Linked DNA regions of Homo sapiens: region 2 is linked to region 1. A link is an interaction called in ENCODE POLR2A ChIA-PET data of the cell type or tissue named here. Cell type or tissue: Panc1. All regions are shown on one strand. Links, peaks and the distances in the headings refer to the core of each region. The heading gives the core; the rest is flanking DNA.

What was found. Peaks named below come from ENCODE experiments on the same cell type or tissue, not always from the same donor. Only the 100,000 strongest peaks of a DNase experiment are listed, where the experiment ranks them.
Region 2: POLR2A ChIA-PET joins it to region 1 with 10 read pairs; 2 of 35 experiments call an interaction of 5 or more read pairs at or near these places.

The regions. Positions count from the first base shown.
Region 1 is chr2:44,190,979-44,194,937 of GRCh38, reverse strand. All of the region lies in intron 1 of PPM1B (protein phosphatase, Mg2+/Mn2+ dependent 1B), which reads right to left. Among named protein-coding and RNA genes, the nearest start is that of PPM1B, 24 kb to the right of the region's middle. In Panc1, for the core only: no CTCF peak of the experiment used is centred there; no DNase peak of the experiment used is centred there.
Region 2 is chr2:44,935,355-44,939,313 of GRCh38, reverse strand. LINC01833 (long intergenic non-protein coding RNA 1833) reads left to right here and starts at 115. Exons shown (of 2, transcript NR_147195.1): 1 at 115-491. RefSeq lists silencers at 290-419, 1,414-1,493 and enhancers at 1,367-1,899, 1,900-2,433. In Panc1, for the core only: no CTCF peak of the experiment used is centred there; no DNase peak of the experiment used is centred there; H3K4me3 peaks cover 921 bases; H3K27me3 peaks cover 223 bases.

The DNA of each region.
Region 1 (3,959 bases), core at 699-3,198:
GACAGAGTAAGATTCCGTCTCAAAAAAAAAAAAAAAAAAGCAAAAGACTGGAGGTCTATCTTGCAAAGAGTGAACTATAGAGACTCTGGGTTTAGAGACAGCAGATTTAGCTGAGGACCAGAGCAAGAAGCCTTACAGAAAACCAGTGATATAAACTATAAATTTGCATAATGAATGCTGATATGCTCAGCCTGCTCAGCCTTCTTCTTTTTTTTGAGATGGAGTCTTCCTCTGTCGCCCAGGCTGGAGTGCAGTAGCGCGATCTCGGCTCACTGCAAGCTCCGCCTCCCAGGTTCACACCATTCTCCTGCCTCAGCCTCCCAAGTAGCTGGGACTACAGGCGCCCGCCACCACGCCTGGCTAATTTTTTCTATTTTTAGTAGAGACGGGGTTTCACCGTGTTAGCTAGGAAGGTCTCGATCTCCTGACATCGTGATCCGCCCGCCTCGGCCTCCCAAAGTGCTGGGATTACAGGCATGAGCCAACACGCCCGGCCTGCTCAGCCTTCTTTACCAACTCCCAGAAATCAAGGAAACCACAAGCAGGCAACAGCTCTATTGCTCTCTGAGGAAATTCACTAGTCCCAGAGAAAGTACCCACAGATTACTTACACACAGGAATACTCCATAAAATGCTTGGTCTCCACAATCATCCCACAGCGAGGCCTATCAAATGACATCCCTGTCAAGGCTGTCAGGGTTACACTTAAATATGAGGAGCTATCCAAAGATTACCAGATACTGAAAGGAAACATACAACATGAAAAGCAAAATAAATCAAACAAAGAAAAAGGAATCAGAAGGAAAAAACCATGCAAGGACTAGGGAAAAAAAAATCCTTAAGAGAAATAAAAAAGTATTCTATTCATGAACCAAAAAGATATTAAAAACAAACAAACAAACAAACAAATAAACAAAACCAGGCTGGGTGATGCAGTAGTTCATGCCTGCAACCCCAGGGCTTTGGGAGTTCAAGGTAGGAGGATTGCTTGAGGCCAGTAGCTCGAGACCAGCCTGGACAACAAAGTGAGACTCTGTCTCTATAAAAAAAAATTTTTTATGCTGGGCACAGTGGCTCACGCCTGTAATCCCAGCACTGTGGGAGGCCGAGGCGGGTGGATCACCTTACGTCAGGAGTTCGAGACCAGCCTGGCCAACACGGTAAAACCCCATCTCTACTAAAATTACAAAAATTAGCCGGGCATGGTGGCACGTGCCTGTAATCCCAGCTACTGGGGGGCTGAAGCAGCAGGATCACTTGAACCTGAGAGACAGAGGTTACAGTGAGCTGAGATCGTAGCACTGCACTCCAGCCTGGGCAATGGAGCGAGACTCTGTCTCTCAAAAAAAAAAAAAAAAAAAAGAAAAAAAATTTTAATTAGCTGGGTACAGTAGCAAGCACATGTAGTCCTAGCTACTAGGGAAGCTACAGCGGGAGGACTGCCTTAGCCCAGGAGTTCAAGACTGTAGTGATGGGCCACTGTACTTCAGCCTGGGTAACAGAGTGACAACATGTCTCTAAAAAAATTTTTTTCAAAATAAAAAAATTCAGAGGAAAGAAAAGTGCTTTTTGAAATTAAAATGGCATACAAATGGCCAATAGATATGTGAAAAAATGCTCAACCTCACTAATCATCAGGGAAATGCAAATTAAAGGCACAATGACATATCATCTCACACCTGTCAGAATGGCTATTAGGAAAAGATAACAGGTATTGGTAAGGATATGGAGAAAAGTGAACCTTTGTACACTGATGGTGGTTATGTAAATTATTACAGTAATTCTGGACAACTATCTATTCCTCAAAAAACTAAAACCAGAATTACCATATGATCCAGCAATCCCACTTCTGGGTATATAACCCTAAGGAACTGAATTCAGTATGTGGAAGAAGTATCGGCACTCCCATGTTCACTGTGGCATTATTTACCAAAACCAAGTTATGCAATCAACCTAAGTGTCCATCAATGAATGAATGGATAAAGAAAATGTGGTGTATATATACACAATGGAATACTGTTCAGCCTTAAAAAAAGAAGGAAATTCTGTCATTTACAACAACATGGATGAACCTGGAGGATATTATGCTAAGTAAAAGAAGCCAGGAATAGAAAGACAAATATTGTATATTCTCACTTGCATGTGACATCTAAAACAATCAAACTCATAGAAGCAGAGAGTAGAATGGTAGTTACCAGAGGCTGGGAGGGTGGTGCAAAATGGGGAGATGTTGGTCAAAGGATAGAAAGTTGTGGTTAGACAGGTGAAATAAATAATAATTATGTAAGGTGATAGATATGTTCATTAGCTTGATTCAATCATTTTACACTGCATACATATGTTATAACATCATTTTATACCTAATACATATGTAAGATTATAATGTCAAGTTAAAGAAAACATTTTAAAAATAAAAATGACAGGCCAGGCACAGTGACTCACACCTGTAATCCCAGTACTTTGGGAGGCCGAGGCAGGCAAATCACCTGAGGTCAGGAGTTTGAGACCACCCTGGCCAACATGGCGAAACCCCATCTCTACTGAAAATACAAAAATTAGCCGGGCATGGTTTGTGGGCTGTAATCCCAGCTACTCGGGAGGCTGAGACAGGAAAATCGCTTGAATCCAGGAGATGGAGGTTGCAGTGAGCCGAGATCGTGCCACTGCACTCCAGCCTGGGCGACAGAGCGAAACTCCATCTCAATACAATACAATACAATACAATACAATACAATACAATACAATACCATAACATAACATAACATAACATAAAATAAAAATAATTAAAATGACAGAAAATTGTCAATAAAAGTTTAGAAAATCAAACTGAAAAAAAAAAAATCAAAAGTAAAATCCCCCAGACCCCTCCCCTTCACAAAAACCAAACAGACTCAAAGTAGTAAAGAATAAAACTAAGAAAGCTGCAGGATCAGTCCTGAAACTAACAGCTATTAGAGAAAGAACAAGAAAAGGAAAGAGAACTAAACACCCTAAGTGTCAGGACTGAAAGTAGAACCAACCACACACACATACAGAGACACAAAAAGCAACTGAAATTTCAAAACACTGGTGATAAAGATAAAACCTAACATTTCCCAGAGGGAAAAAAGGGGAAAAAATAAGTCACACATAAAGAATTAGGAACCCAAACAGCATGAGAAATCTCCAGAGTGATATTTGGTAGAATAAAAATGCATATAATTTCCTGGAGAATTGTTGGTTATAGAGTATCCACCCAGAGAAATTTTCACATATATACAAGCAGAAGCATACAATAATGCTGATACAATGTAAATCTCTACAGAATTTAAAAGTATAGACTACATTAACTTGTATCACCATGAGTAAATCAAAACAAAGTAGCTGGAAAATGATACATACAGTGTGATGCCATTATGCAAAGTTATAAAACTTACAAAGCAGAAGCTGGGAGCGGTGGCTCACGCCTGTAATCCCAGCACTTTGGGAGGCTGAGGCAGGCGAATCATAAGGTCAGGAGTTCGACACCAGCCTGGCCAACATGGTGAAACCCCATCTCTACTAAAAATAGAAAAAAATTAACCAGGCATAGTGGCGGGCACCTGTAATCTCAGCTGTTCGGCAGGCTGAGGCAGGAGAATAGCTTGAACCTGGGATGCAGAGGTTGCAGTGAGCCGAGATCACTCCACTGCACTCCAGCCTGGGCAACAGAACGAGACTCCGTGTCAAAAAAACAAAAACAAAAACAAATAAAATTTACAAAGCAACAGATTAGTTTACATACATGAATATGTGGCAAAAGTATTTAAAAACATGCTTGAGTTGTATAAACACTAAAACTACTAAGACCAACTTGATAGTACTTACTTCTAGGGAAATAGTGAAGTGGCAATATTTAAAGTTGGTTAACATGCCTCTGAGATCAATTTGAAGCAAACAGCAAAATGTTAATGTCTGTTAAATCTTAGTGATGAGAACAT
Region 2 (3,959 bases), core at 821-3,320, 740 kb before region 1:
CGGGCGGGTGAACCCGGTCAGTCCCCTCCCCGTCCCCGAAACCCCCGCCTCCGGGTGGTGGCGACCTGGCCTCTCCCTGCCACTGCCCGGCCAGCCCCGGAGGGAGGCTGGGCAGGTGCTGCGGGCTCTGCCGAAAGCGCTGAAATAAAAAACCATCGCCACTCAGGGAGAACTGAGGCAAGTGGGGCTGAGACTCTGGCGACACCCCCGCCCCCCAGCCTCTGCCCCAGCGCCTGCCGCCCTGCCGCCCTGCCGCACCCCGCCTGCTTGGGTGGCGACCGCGGTTCCGGAACGCGAAGCAGGGCAGAGGGCTGCAGAGAGGCGTGTAGCTTTGTGCGCCAGGACCCGGTGGGGCAGGTGGCAGCCCCGGGCTGTCCGCGCCTCCCAGCAGAGCCGAGCTCGGCGCCGCCCACCGAGCCCACCTCGCGGTCCAGCCGCCGCCAGCGCCTTTCGGCTCTGGCCTGAAGCAGTACTCCCGCCTCCTGGAGCGGGTAAGTTGAGAGTCCGGAGAGCAGGGCAGGGAGGCGGGGCGGCTGGTCCCAGAGCGGAGGGCCGGACTGGCTCCCCGCCGGGCTGGGGGCGCAGGCTCCATAGGATCTCAGTCGAGGGGTTCTGAGTGCGTGTTTGGGTGGGAAGCAGGGCTGTGGAGCGCCAGAGCTTCCCCTCCCAAATTCCCAGGCGCTGGGCACTGGGGAGTGGAGCAGAAGCAGAGGGACCTTGGGTTCCGGGGCCCAGCGGCCTTCCACGCTGGTCTGGGAACCAAGCAAGCCCTAGGGCAGTGCGAGGACTGGGAAGGGACCCTGGGGGACCGCTAGAGGAGGTGGCGCGTGGAGGGCGCCTGCACCCTGGGGTCGCTCAGAGCGGAGAGTCTCGGGTGGATAGGTCAGCTTGCAGATCCTCTAGGTCTCTTCTCTGCTCTCTGGCCGCTCTGATTGCGGGATCTGGGACTTGGCGCCCGTACAGGCCGGGTCACCTGTGCAGAACAAATTTGCTGCCATCATCCCCGCTTCAATCCTGGCCCCGGCGATCTAAAATATCGCCTTCAGGTGGGGCAGGGAGAAAAGATGTCTTTGGGGTTTAAATAGTGTTCTCCTTGTACCCGGACCAACTGGCATTTATTTACAAATGTCACCCGCCACCCCAGCACTGGGAAAGTCTCAACCACATCTGGAGAACGCCCGAGAGACCTCCCACTCTCTCCTTGTTTTGGGTTACAGGGAAAGCCAACGGGTCTGCAGGCCTCCGGGAGACGAGGATCCGGAGGGTTGGGGCAGCTGCACCCACTTGGCCTTGCTCAGCTCTAAACAGCCGACCAGGAGGCCGGGGGAAGGTTTGCCCTGTGGGGGCAACGCCCCTTCCGGCTCCCAGGATGTCGGGAGGCGGAGGCTGGCCGGGTGGCCCGTAGTCTGGGCCTCCCCGCAAGCTGCAAACTGAGGCGCTTGGCGCGGGCGGCCAGGGAGGGCGCAGGGGAGCGCAGCACGCAGGCGGGGAGGCCGCGAAGCCCTTCAAGGACCCCGATTACTTTCCTTTGAAAAACAACAACAACAACTGCTCCCTCCCCGCACCCCCGCCCCCCGCCTTAGCCTCCGGGGACTGGCGCTCCAAGCAATTGTCGCCCCGGACAGTAAACACAGCTCAGTTGCCTCAACTTTCTCCATGCATAAAAGTTCCTGGCGTGCGGGGAAATTTGAATATTTGATCAGCCCCTTTGAGTGACCCTCATTAGTCCGGCGCCCTGCTAAGGCCGGGCATTGCAAGAAAGCTGCTGGGCTCGGCATTTGTACGCCTTGTTAGCGCAGCTTAATGAAGCCGCCCCGACGGCTCAAAGGCGGCCTCAGGGGCCGGCGACGCGCACCTCTCGGCACCCTGCTCTGCCTAATGAGCCCCGCCGCCCTCTAAAGGACCCTCCACCCCCCACATTCTGAAACAGGGGAAGTTTGGCTCTGTCTTGAACCACGGCACCTCCCACTGCCAGGCCCAGGAGGGTGGGCACAAACCCAGCCTAGCTGCCTGCAGTTACCCATTCCCAAGAGAGAGGGGCTGGAGAGTTGGGAGGTGTGAGCCATACTGGTTGGGGGCAGTGCAGGGAGGGGAGCGGGTGGCAGGAGAGGCTTTTGCTGTCTCAGGATCCAGCCCAGGGAGTGCACTGCCAGCCTCTCCCAAGTGGACCAATTGCAAATCAATTAGTCACTCCAGTTCCTTAAAGGTGCATCTGGACTAATGCTGGGGTGGCTGAGGGTCAGCCTTCCATCCTCCTATCACCTTAGGTTCCCTTGGCTTCCACTGCCCAGAGGCCACACACTTCTTCCCAAGGTTCCCCTTCTGAACAGCCAGACCTGGTGTGCCAGGACTTGGATTTGAGAAAGGGTGGGCAGCTCCCCTCCCTAACCCATCATTGCCTCCACCATTCACAGAGCCCAGTCACATGTTATGACAAGTGGCAGTAGGGAAGGCAGGGGACCACAGCCCGTCCTGCACTCCCCCTCAACAGAGGTATCCCTTCTTTGGCTTCTAGTCCCAGGGAGGCCTGGCAAAAAAAGTGCTATAGGCAAGACCACCCTGCAAGACTGGCCTGGCAGCCTGGCAGAGAGGCAGAGAGCCAGAGCCCTGGAAGGAAGGGAAACCAAAGCAGTCATCTACTTCACCTTTTCTTAGTGGGGCAGCTGACATGGCTGGCCAGTAAATATAAGACACCCTCTTAAAAATTGTGCTTCAGTCCTCAGGAAGTGTAGCCTTCCTTCCCTTTCTGTCTCCCCTCTCCTCTGATGCCCTTTTCCCTGGACAGTCGGAGCTCAAGGTCCTTCACTCCCTCCTTGCATACACAGCTCTTGGGCCCTTAAGGGTTACTTTTGGGGGGAATTAATGCTCTGGGCTTGGGAAGCAGGCTGCTCCAAATCCACACTCAGGACTTTCTGGACCCCACCCCCCAACACACAAACACAAACATGCCCAGGATCCCTCAGACACACAGTGGGCCTGGTCAGGTTGGTAACCTCAGGACCCCGTGCCCGCGTGAGCGTCTCTGGGAGGTCGTGGAAAGGAACCAAAAGGCCAGGTAGGCCCTGGGATACAGAGAGCCCTCCAAGTCCATCTGGTTTGCTTCTCTTCCTTTCTCTCTCCCTAGCTCCGCTAGCATGCCCTGCCCCATTTCCCATCACATAACCCCCTAACTTAACCCTAAACTGGCAATCTTTAGGCATCACCTCTGAGCTGGGCAAAGGCGGTGCCCGGGCCTTGATCGACCCAGAGGGCTAAAGTAGGGGCGGGGAAGGGAGGGGTGTGCGCTGCTGGTGAGAAAGGGGACCTGAGGCGAGGGTAGAACTCAGCCCTGTGGCCTCGAGGCCAGGCCCACCGGCTGCTCAGGGGAGGAGGCGAGGGGAGGGGGCTGGGAGTCCGCAGGCATCGGTCGGGGCAGCAGGGACCTCAGGCGTCGGCGTGGGGGGCTAGATCCGGAGGAGAGGGGAGGGGAGGCGGGGGTCGGGGGATCGCGCAGGGCGGAGGAGGGGTGCAGCTCTTTAAGAGCCACACGGCTGGCAGGAGAGGCGCGCGGCCCGGTGCTGGTAGAGCACTGACCCCGAAGGGGATTTAGCGGGAAGAGAGTGGCCGGGCTCTGGGGGTTTTGTCCGAGGGGGCCGGGAGAGGCCGAGACACAAGAATAAGGAGCGGCCGCGGCATGAAAGGCGGCGAGGAGAGGCAGCACTGCTGCTCTTGACTTCTGAGCAGGGCTTAGAGAGCCTGCCCCGGCTTAAGCCGAGCTGCTGGTGCTGACCCTGAGCGCCGAGTCCGCGAGCTCTGAGTCCGGAGCCTCCCAGCCGTGGAGCCGTGGGATGAGGGGGGCGTTGGGGGACAGGGCAAAGTCGATCTTGGTTGTACAGCCGCCCGATCCTAGCGCGGAGCTGCGAGCCTGACCGGCCGCGTCTGGCATGGTCAGAGAAAGAATTTTCTTTTCCCAACTCCGG